2 separate regions of the Homo sapiens genome follow, and region 2 is linked to region 1. Evidence: chromatin loops called from intact Hi-C (ENCODE). Cell type or tissue: mammary epithelial cell. All regions are shown on one strand. Links, peaks and the distances in the headings refer to the core of each region. The heading gives the core; the rest is flanking DNA.

What was found. Hi-C counts contacts between places; a loop is a spot of excess contacts. Peaks named below come from ENCODE experiments on the same cell type or tissue, not always from the same donor. Only the 100,000 strongest peaks of a DNase experiment are listed, where the experiment ranks them.
Region 2: a loop joins it to region 1, with 3 times the contacts of the local background. A loop is called at or near these places in 1 of 110 quality-filtered maps.

What each region holds. Positions count from the first base shown.
Region 1 is chr6:160,947,128-160,952,515 of GRCh38, reverse strand. All of the region lies in intron 3 of LOC102724087 (a long non-coding RNA gene), which reads right to left. Among named protein-coding and RNA genes, the nearest start is that of MAP3K4, 42 kb to the left of the region's middle. In mammary epithelial cell, for the core only: no CTCF peak of the experiment used is centred there; DNase peaks (open chromatin) are centred at 1,795 and 2,795; H3K27ac peaks cover 2,033 bases.
Region 2 is chr6:161,031,151-161,036,538 of GRCh38, reverse strand. MAP3K4 (mitogen-activated protein kinase kinase kinase 4) reads right to left here. Exons shown (of 27, transcript NM_005922.4): 2 at 2,090-2,280. Among named protein-coding and RNA genes, the nearest start is that of MAP3K4-AS1, 42 kb to the right of the region's middle. In mammary epithelial cell, for the core only: no CTCF peak of the experiment used is centred there; a DNase peak (open chromatin) is centred at 2,698; H3K4me3 peaks cover 211 bases; H3K27ac peaks cover 2,268 bases.

The DNA.
Region 1 (5,388 bases), core at 169-5,168:
TGGGCTTTCTGTTTTTCTAAGTTTTTGGTTTTCTGGGTTTTTTTTGACTCCATAAAGTGCCTAATGTTTTCTTAGTCTCCTCTGTGCTGCTATAACAGAATACCCAAGACTGGGTAATTTATAAAGAGCAGAAATTTCTTTCTTTTTGTTTTTTGAGATGGAGTCTCTTTATTAAACAACTCCAACAAGGCTGTCATAAAAATATTGCAAAAAACTAACTGAAAATATATGGCTGATTCTTAATTATGATCTGAAATGGAACACAGTCCTTTAATACATATTTATTAATGTCTACCGTGTGCCAGGCAGTCTGCTGACTCTGGGAATGAACAATGAAGAAAGCAAACACAATTCATGTTGTCAGTTAGCTTATAGTCTAGTGAGGAAGACAGACAATGAAGTAATTAAAATGAAGTGCTACAATGTTCTTGTGGGGACGGTATGGCGCATTATGGGAGCAAGACAAAGATGTAAATTGTGTGTGTGTGTGTGTGTGTGTGTGTGTGTGTGTGCTGGGAGGTGGAGGGGAAGCCTCTCCCATCATCTGCCCTCAAAATGGACCCTGTTCCCTGCTCCTGTCTCTCCAGCCGTCAGTTCTTCTGAGCTCGAGTGGTTCGAGTCACTCTTGGCTGCTCTTGCTCCTTCACCCTTCATATCTCATCACTCAACAAGTTCTGCTGATCTGAAGGTTGTCACTTCTGGAGGCCATCTCCCCTTCCACTCCTAACACCATCTAGTTCATCATTCACCTTGACTACTAGAAGAGTCTCCCAGCTCTTCTCCAGGGTCCAGTCCTGCTCTCTTCAGTTCTGTCCTCTACACATTGATCTACCTAAAATGCACCTCTGACCACATGACTCCCCTGCTTTAAAACTTTTGATGGGCTTCCTATGGGCTAAAGATGAAGTCCAAGTTGATTAAAGTCCCAAAGCCTCCATGCACCAGCCCCGCCGACCTTTCCAACTCCCCCGCTTGCTCCTCCTTATCTCTCACTCCGTGTGCCAACAGGGCCAAACTACTGATAGGTCCTCAGGCGCATCACGCTCTTTAGTGCATTTGCTGTTGTGTCCCATGGGCCTGTCCCCACTGCCAGTACCACCCGCTTCCCACACGTGTCTTCCCCCTGCTTGGTTGGCCACGTGCTGGTGCTCATCCCCTTTGACTCAATTCAGGCGTCTTTGCTTAGGAAACCTTCCTTGCCTGCCCCACCCAGACCAATCTTCTCTGTGTTCTCAGAAAACCCTGTGCACACACTAACATTTGCATATTCTAAACCCTATTTTAATCATTTCTCTATGGCTCAGTTTCCCTCCTTAGCTTTTTTTTTTTTTTTCCTTCTTAGTTTGTGACCTACTGGAGGACAGGGATTACCTCCTTCACCTTTGCATGCCTCACCCCTGACATGGTCCTGATACAGAATAGGAGGTCAGGACACATTTGTTTAATGAAAGAATGGCTGTTGCAGATATTACATGTGGTTAATTCTCATCCCAAATCAGTGTGATATTAGTATACGAGCAAGTAAAATAATGGGGCTTTGGTTTCCCAAAAGGGGACTCCCAAAAAGGAATCATTGTTTTAAGCTTCCTGACAGTTGCTGATTTCAACGAGGTAGGTAATAATACATACATTTGTTTATATTTAAAAAACACAATGGTTCCCAAGGTTTCATTACAAAGGAACTATAAAATCAATATATACTCTGTTGAATCATTTTAAGTGCTAAAATATAGCACAACACCAGGCCCGAGTCATCATTTAACTTGTTTCTAGAGGAGCTGGAGGTAAACAAACTGGTAGGAGACTGGCACCAGGGCTGGTTCCGTGAATGACACACTGCCTGCTCATGTCATCATTCAAAATAGCAGATTACCAAAACAACACGCATTAACTTCAGATATCCCAGGCATTTGCTCCTTTCTCGTAAGTAGGTTTGCCTATCTTTAAAAGCAGTTCTTTTTGCAAACACTCTAGGGAAATTTAAAGAGGTCTCTGGAAGGAGAGAAATCCCAGGAAGTGTTTGGCCAGCAAGCAGAGGCCAGCCAGATTTTAAATGATTGCCAAAGAAAGCAAACTACCTACACAAAATCTACAAAGTTTGTAAATGAAAATTGACTGCACTCCTCTAACCTTGAACTTCACTTTACAAATTTGAACTTCAAATTACAAACTATACAATCACTATGAAGAAGTTCGTAAAGTCTTTTTTTTTTTTTGAGAGGGGAAAGGAAAAGAAGCATTTTATCATGAAAAGTACCGTAGATACCACTTCTCTTAATATAGCACACATGCTTAGTTTTAGCACAGTGACTATTTGGAGGATTTTTACACTGTACTTCAGTCGTGTTTATTTATAATATGGGTGTGGGGTAAAATATCAAACCACAATGCATTATATACATCCATGTGAACCTTTCCTCTCTGCCCAGAGCTATTTCTGCCGTCCTTCTTAAGCCTAAATTTAAAAAGTGATCTTGTCAAACTGTGATGAATTGTTACCTGAATGGCAAAGAACTTGCTAACTGGAGGTGGCTTCAGTCTTCTTTGAGTATTCTTTTATGTAACAAATTGAATATACTCTTTGTACTTCTGTACCCTCGAAGAAAGGGGAAGGTTTAGCAAAACAGTTGGATTATTCCCAAGAAAGCTTGAATGCATTTTTAAAAACATTTTTTACATGAAATATTGCTCTTAACCTAAAAAAATGAAACAGTATAGTTTGGCACAGCACTCATCTAAAAATAGGTCTTTGGTGAATAAGCTTTCTGCCCATAACACTGAGGCTGTGTGTTGCACTTGTGTGCACATGCCCAGAGTTGCCTGCGTGTTGTACCATGTAGTTGGAAAATAGTAACTTCAGCTAAAAAAAAAAAAAAAAAAAAAAAAGATTTAGAAAGAGGCCTTTGGTGAAATTCCTTAACAAAAACTAAAACTTAAATGTTTGTTGAAATGCTTTCAAGAAATTGTACACTTAGGAAATTATGGTTTTGTTTCATAAATGTGAAACCTCAAAATATATGAGATATAATCTAGAAAAATGAGTCTGGCCTTTTATATCTAAAGTAAAAAAATTTAAAAACGTTTTGCAAAACCTAAATATGTGACTTCTTTTAAAGACTGATTATCTTGTGCTATGCTGGCTCTAACTGGATTTCTAGATCTTCCCTGGCTGTTTTGTTTCTATCTACCTAGGGTTTTACTCTGTAGTGGGATGGTCCTTTTGCTTTGACGAAATTGCGGGGCGGAGAGGAAAGGAACTCAGGCAAATATATGTTGTAGTAGTGGTATGAGGTGTGTGAAGATATATTTTCAGTATAATTTTAGCTATAATGGACTTATATGTTAATTACTTTTCTAGATCATAAAATTATGAAAAGAAATCCTTTATGTAATTTTATTAGTATTTTTCTTTCAAAGGAAATATGAAAATAAACTAAGAGGCAAAAAAATGATTAACAGAGGGCTATGGATATGCCATTATAGGTTTAACAATAGTGTAAGTTGAAACTCTACTCATGTGCCTCACAAAAAAAGCAGACTGTGATTATCTGTAAATGTGCCTTTCCACTTTAATTAGTCCCGTATCTGTGAGTCTACATTCTTCTTGAAATTAAGATACCATTGAATAATAATGTAACTGGCCATAAGACCTCATCAAAAGCAACTGTAAAAGTATCTTCTAGATTTCACTAATTATATTCCCAATCTAGCAAACATACAAATTTGTACTTCTTTGCTCCACAGCTACTAAGCAATAGCTGTTGAAATCATTAAGGTACAAATTGAGGACAGGTGGCACACAGTGGCTCCTGCCTGTAAACCCAGCACTTTGAGAGGCCCAGGCTGGCAGATTGCTTGAGCTCAGGAGTTCGAGACCAGCCTGGGCAACATGGCGAAACCCCATCTTTACAAAAAATACAAAAAATTAGCTGGGCATGGAGGTGTGCACCTGTGGTCCCAGCTACTCGGGAGGCTGAGGTAGGAGGATTGCTCGAGCCTAAGAGGTGGAGGCTGCAGTGAGCCATGATAGCACCATAGCACTCCAGCCAGGGTGACAGCACAAGACCCTGTCTCAAAAAAACCCCAAACCAAAACCAAAACAAAACAAAACCTGAGGATATTCTGAGTTTTTATGATGTCTAGATTCCTAACAACAAATAAGGCATAGGAAACTCTGAGGTAGTTTCCACATGTGATACTGAGTTCTCTCTCTTTTTGGCTAGAAAAAAGTTTTGGTGATGCAAGGGGAAAGGGTTTCATTAAAAATGTGAATGAAAAATAAAAATATCCTGTTGCTTGATCTATATCATTCATTTCCTAGAAATGCTGGTAAATATTTTTATCTTTCTTCTGGGCATTGGCACATTGACACAGTTATAAGTAATCTTTGATCTGCAGATGCATAAAAGATAACATAGTTTGAACATACACTAGTCAAATAAAATTCTTTTGCTTTGGAAAATCCATTTCTGAGAAATCCAATAGATTACATATAGTTTTTTTTCTTTCTTTTTTTTTTTTTTTTTTTTTGAGGTGCAGTCTTACTCCATCACCCAGGCTGGAGTGCAGTGGCATGATCTCGGCTCACTGCAACCTCCGCCTCCCAGGTTCAAGCGATTCTCCTGCCTCAGCCTCCCAAGTAGCTGGCATTACAGGTGTGTACCACCATGTCTGGCTAATTTTTGTATTTTTAGTAGAGACCAGGTTTCCTCAAGTTGACCAGGGTGGTCTCGAACTGCTGACCTCAAATGATCCACCCACCTCGGCCTCCCAAAGTGCTGGGATTACAGATGTGAGCCACCATTACATATAGTTTTAATAGTTGCTCAAATACATACTTAATGTCACAGATAATTCTGATATTCAGAACATGCTGGTTGTTATAATGACACCAGAAAGCAATAGCAAATACTTTATGGTAGTAATGCCTCCGATCTCTTTATTTATTTATTTAATTTTGAGACAAGGTCTTGCTGTGTCACCCAGGCTGGAGTGCAGTGGTGCGATCATAGCTCACTGCAGCCTTGAACTCCTAGGTTCAAGGGATCTTCCCACCTCAGCCTCCCAAGTAGCTGGGACTACAGGCATGTGCCACCACACTCAGCTAATTAAAAAAATTATTTTGCAGAGAAGAGGTTTCACTATATTGCCCAGGCTGGTCTCCTGGACTCAAGCAATTCTCCCGCCTGGGCTTCCCAAAGTGCCAGGATTACAGGTGTGAGTCACCTTGCCTGGCTCTCATCTCTTTAATTAAATATTCATAAACCACTCCCCAGCAGCATTTTCTATACACATTCAGAGGATTTTTTTTGCCCTCAATTTCCTTATTTAAATGGCAAAGGCCAACTTATTGTCAATTATACCTTAAAGTCTTTTTTTATTCATTAC
Region 2 (5,388 bases), core at 125-5,124, 84 kb before region 1:
TAGTAAAGATAGTACAGCATAAACATATATAGCAAAAAGCTAGAGAGTCTGTAGTCAGGCTTTTACAAATGGTAAAAGAAGCTACTTTTGTGTATTAGGTTTAATGGGTGATTTTTATTCTTTTGTCTGTATTTTCTGAATTTCCTGCAACAAACACATAATCTTTTGCAATAAGAAAAATAATAACTTATTAAGGATTTTGGTGTCCTGGGTCTGCTATCAGATAGCTATAAATCAAAGGGTCTGTGAGCATTAGCTTCTTCATCTGAAAAACGGCAAGAACTTGAGCAAATGATCTCTGAGGCTCCTTCTGGCTCTAAAATTCTATAATTTCATAAAATAAACAATTTTAAAAATTGTGGAAGAAAAGGGCCAATCCTTTCCTTTCCCTCTATCTCTCGCACAGACCAGCAGGACAACAGAACCTCAACAAACATCTAGTGACTGGCTGTCTCACTGATTAGTGAAAGACCATAAAGTCAACTCAAATATTGCCTTCGGATAAGCGTAAACACTGTTGCTTGTACTAGGAAAAAGTCCAAATAGAGTACCAGGAGAACTAGTGGTACAAATAGTCCTGACACTATCTCAAGCCTTCTGGACTTAAAAAGATTTGCTCTGAAGCCCTGGGCCTCAGTTTCTCAATCTATAAAATGGGGAAATTGTGTTCTCAACTCATGTTCTAAAATAGTATGAATCAACAAGAAAAAGCAAGTGTACTACCGGCATCTTCTTACTTTACTAACACGAAGCAAATATTTATTAACTAATGTTGATTCAGTAGATGCTACTTCACTGATTCCTACCATAGATAAGAAACTTCTATAGTCATTTGAGAAATTTCTTTGAGAAAATGTACAATAAATGATTTTCAAGATGACAAATTGCAGTGGGAAATTTCCAAAGGGGTAAGTACAGGCCACAGGTTAAAAAATTACAGCAAATCAAATTTTATAAGAAGTATCTTATGTGGAAAAATCATTTGTGGGAAAGACTCTTTCCTGCTTGGGAACTTCCCTTGTATAGCATCTCACTCAAGCAAATCAACACAACAAAACCCACTTCTCTTGCCCTCCTGCTCTCTTGAGGAAGGGCTCTGATGGGAATGCAAAGTGAAGATGCCACTAACAGCCATCAAAGCTCAATATATGGAAGAAATCTACAGAAAGAGGAAGCAGAACAAAGAGGAAGAATGAACACAGACTACAGAAAGGGAGAGGTAGAAATGAGTGTGAGGTCAACAGGAAGAAATTTCTCAGACAAGATGAAGACTAAAATCCGCATCTCATGCAGTAATAGCTGAATAAATTCCAGGAATATATGGCATTTGTTTTAGGACAAGTGGTTTGCTGAGATTAACAGGTAAATTCTAAAACCACAAGATTCCAGGCCATCACGTAGGGTACAAGGAGGCTGCAGCGCAGTATCGTTCAATTCATCTACCACAAAAAAAGAACAGTTACGTCCCACTAAAAGGAGGTTGGGGGGAAAGAAAAAGCACGAAACTCTCCGTGTCTAATAGAGCAATATGTGGACTTTACGATCCTAAATAAAGAGAAAAGTAGAAAGCAGGTTCTGTCATGGTTGTTAGGTGTGGGGTCACTGTGCTTAGTATGAAAAAGAGAGCCCTACACACTAAAGATAGCACCCCGGGGCACCAGCAGAGAGCAGAGGGAATCCAGGGGAAGACAGCCTGGCTCTGTCTCTCCTCAAATCCCCAATACACCACTTCTGGGCAGAGGAAATCTAGAAACTTCAGCCTAAGAGACTGAAAGAATAGAAGGCCATCTATCCCATGTAACCAGTTGCCATCTTGTATTAGTACACTGGGAAACATTTGCCCTCTTTCACTTCTTCAAATGCCCGTGCATTGCTGGCTTTAACCATTACTCAGGACAAACGTTTCTATCTCTGGAAAACTATGTGTCAATTTTATTAATACTAATGGTAATAATTCAAAAAAAAATTGAACTTTACAGGAGCATTAAAATCAAATTAAAAATAAAAGAAATTGCTAACTTTATTGTTGAAAGAATCAATCAAGTGCCATACCCTCTCATGTACACCTCTTTTCAAGTACAAGACTCACCTTTCAAATTAGACCGACTGGCTGGCCTCCCCACATTATTCCTCTGATGTTTGGTTGACATGCGTTTCATCTGTCGAGGTGTGCTGGGGGGAGAGGTACCATAAAGATTCTCTGTATTTGTTTCATCGGAGAAGTCTTCTAGATCAGATTCAGGACTCTTGCAAGCTGAATCTCCCAATGTGCCCTCTTGCCTATGAAAGACAGTGTGCAGGGAAAATATTCAGCAACACAGTTAAGTGAATTCAAATTTACTTATAATTTTTTAAATAATTCTTTGTAAAACTTTTGTACAGAAAAATCTCTTCAGCACTGTGCTCCTCCTCATTTTTACCTGTGAAAACTCAAAAGGAGAACTTTTCTTTTGCTTGAAGAGAGTAATAATTGTGACTGCCGCTTCTCCTACCATGAACAAGGAGTACCACATGGGTAGAGCTGTTATGCTTTCTGTTTCTCTTGTTTATAGAGCTCTTTCTAACACAAATGAAATATAGAACTAAAAACTTACGCCTTAAGGAAAAACCAGCGAAGGACTAGAAGATACAAATCAGACAGAACTAAAAATGTACTTATGTGCTAGCTGCTGACAGCTTAATTGATGAGTGGGCAAGTTCAGTCCTGCTCTGAACTTCAGTGCCTCGCCTCTTTCTGTCTTTGAAACACACAGAAAACAGAATGTATAGGAGCACTTTGCTATGATCCACACAGCAAAGCACGAAGTACCAAGAAAGTATGGCAGGTCCATTTCCTAAGTTGTCTGATAAAAATTACAGTGCAGACATTATGTATGTATTTAATACCACTGAACCACTTGAAAATGATTAAAACATTAAATTTTATCTTATGTGTATTTTAACACAATAAAAAATTGGGAAGAAAAAAACCACAGTGCAGAACTCAAGGTGCAGGGGAGAAGGATGATGTAAAAGAGGAAAAACAAAATTGTTTCTTTTCACCTTCAAAATGCAATTTCTCATTAATTTGTTCTCTAAAAACACTGCCTGCCAATTCTCTATCCCTGGCCAACTTCTCAAATAATATCACTATTTTGACAAAGTTCAATTTCTCAAAGCTAACAAAATAAAATTTAATGATACAAATTGAGAGCAAATACAATTCTTAAAAAGTGAAACAGAAGGAATCAATCATGAAATTCTTTCCAAATATGTACCATCACAGTCTACCTCTTTCTGAACATTTATAAAATATGCTTTATATTTATATAAATATGCTTTATATTTTATAAACATAACTCCAAATTATATCCAGTATATAATCCATTTCTTCCTGGCAATTCATATCTTGATATAAAATCAAAGCTATTTCAAAGTCATAAGGGAAACAGAAAAGCTACTCTACAATGTATGATCCCATTATTACTGAATTAGATTGACAAAACTGCAGAAAATAAATTACCTTTTGAAAAATAAAAATATTGCAGAATTATAAAAATTTACAGTACTGAAATCTACAAAAGATCCCTAATAGGTCAAAAACTGATTTTTTAATAACTGCATTTTAAAGACCACTCTAAATACTTTATGAGAGTACACATGTGCTCCTAAACATATGTGTACACACAAGACATGCGAGTTAAATGCCCTGAAAGCTAACTTCAAACCATGTGCAAATTTAGAAATACGTTTTAAATGCACCTATTTCCTTAAACTACATTATTTAAGTCTCATAACATCACACAATAAAGTGTAATCTTACAGATTAACTTGAAATTTCTTACACCCACTTCTTCTATACTCACTGTGTAATAGTTGATTTGACTGATTAAAGAACATGGCTATAAGCACCAAAATCATTTATTTATTTTCCATGTGTTGCAGTGGTTAATAACACTGTTTGGAATGAAAAGCAGCATAGCCTTGGTGGTGTAGTAGACCCACGTTTAAATCCTAGCTGTACTGCCTATTAGCTGGGTGGACCTTGGACAAATTTTCTCTCTGTGTACATTTACAAAATAAGGATAATAAATACTTAGACTTATAAATACTTATTCCTATGAGGATTAAACCCAATAATGTACACTTAACAAAAGAGTCAGAATATAGTAAGTGTTCACTAAATGCTTGATACCATTCATATCACAGGCCTTGGGAGGTCACTGTGCTCAGTGAGGGAACCTGAGTTCTTGCTCATCTATCTGCTTCACCTTAAGAGAGAAGCTCACCTAGGAGTTGAGCATGGTGTAGGCCTGGAAGCACTTTTAACATCTGAAACATCTGCTGAATTCTTTCGAACTCAATATTATAAGGTTTCTGTTTTCATTTAATTTCCACACTTAATATACTTAAAGGAAACACTAAGAAAAGACTATATTTTATTACTTTTGAATCTCCAGGACTGTCCAGCATAGGGCTCTCATTCAGTGCTTTTCATAATAATGCACTTAACACATAAGAATGGTAACTGCCAGGAAACTATAGCATAAATGTTTAGTCAGTTAAATACATCAAAGCCAGACAGCAGTGAATAACAGGATAATTAGAAAAATGAAGTCAGATACGAAATAGCAAACAAAATCTCTTTCAAAACACATCCTTTGTGGTGAGGAGGAATGTGAACTCAGAAGCTAAGGCCATGTCTCAGCCGTCCTGGTGGGTGAAGCATCCATTATTGAATCTTTCTAAGACTATTAAGACTAATAATCTGGAATTTTAAAGGTCTACATTCTAACCATTTCAGGAAATTCAGTTGTAAAGGTGTTTTTAAAATTAAAGTAATGGAAACAAAGGGCTACGAAAAATATAAAATGGTCTGTTTTGCTAGTATCTAGCAGTACTGTGTGGATGATGAATTAATGCAATGCAGAGTGAAAGTGGAGGAGAATTGTTGTGAGGAGGGACTGATAATATCAAACCTCAGTGATCCAAATATCAAGCCCCCCGACCTGAGGAGCGTCACGATCTAAAAAGACAAGCACAGCTGATTTTTTAAAAATAAATAAAGAAGTACCTTTGTGGGATCTACATGCCATGGGAATTGAGTCCTGTGCTTTAGCAGATAAAGAGGGTCTAAGAAAGTACATATAATAAAAAGGCTAACTTTTATGAAGACTTTACATTGGGGACCCAGAAGAATATTTGTGTTGTGCTAACCTCCAACTGTAGACAAATTATTTCTCTACACATGGAAAAATTAATGTGGCTGTACTGTCAAATAAAAGTACAAGAATAAATCCTTGTAATAATTCTATAGAAGCTAACAGTCCCTTGTTTTCCGATCTGCATTTATTACAAAACCAAAAGTCATCTGTCTTATCCTTATACATTCACATAGACACAATGAAC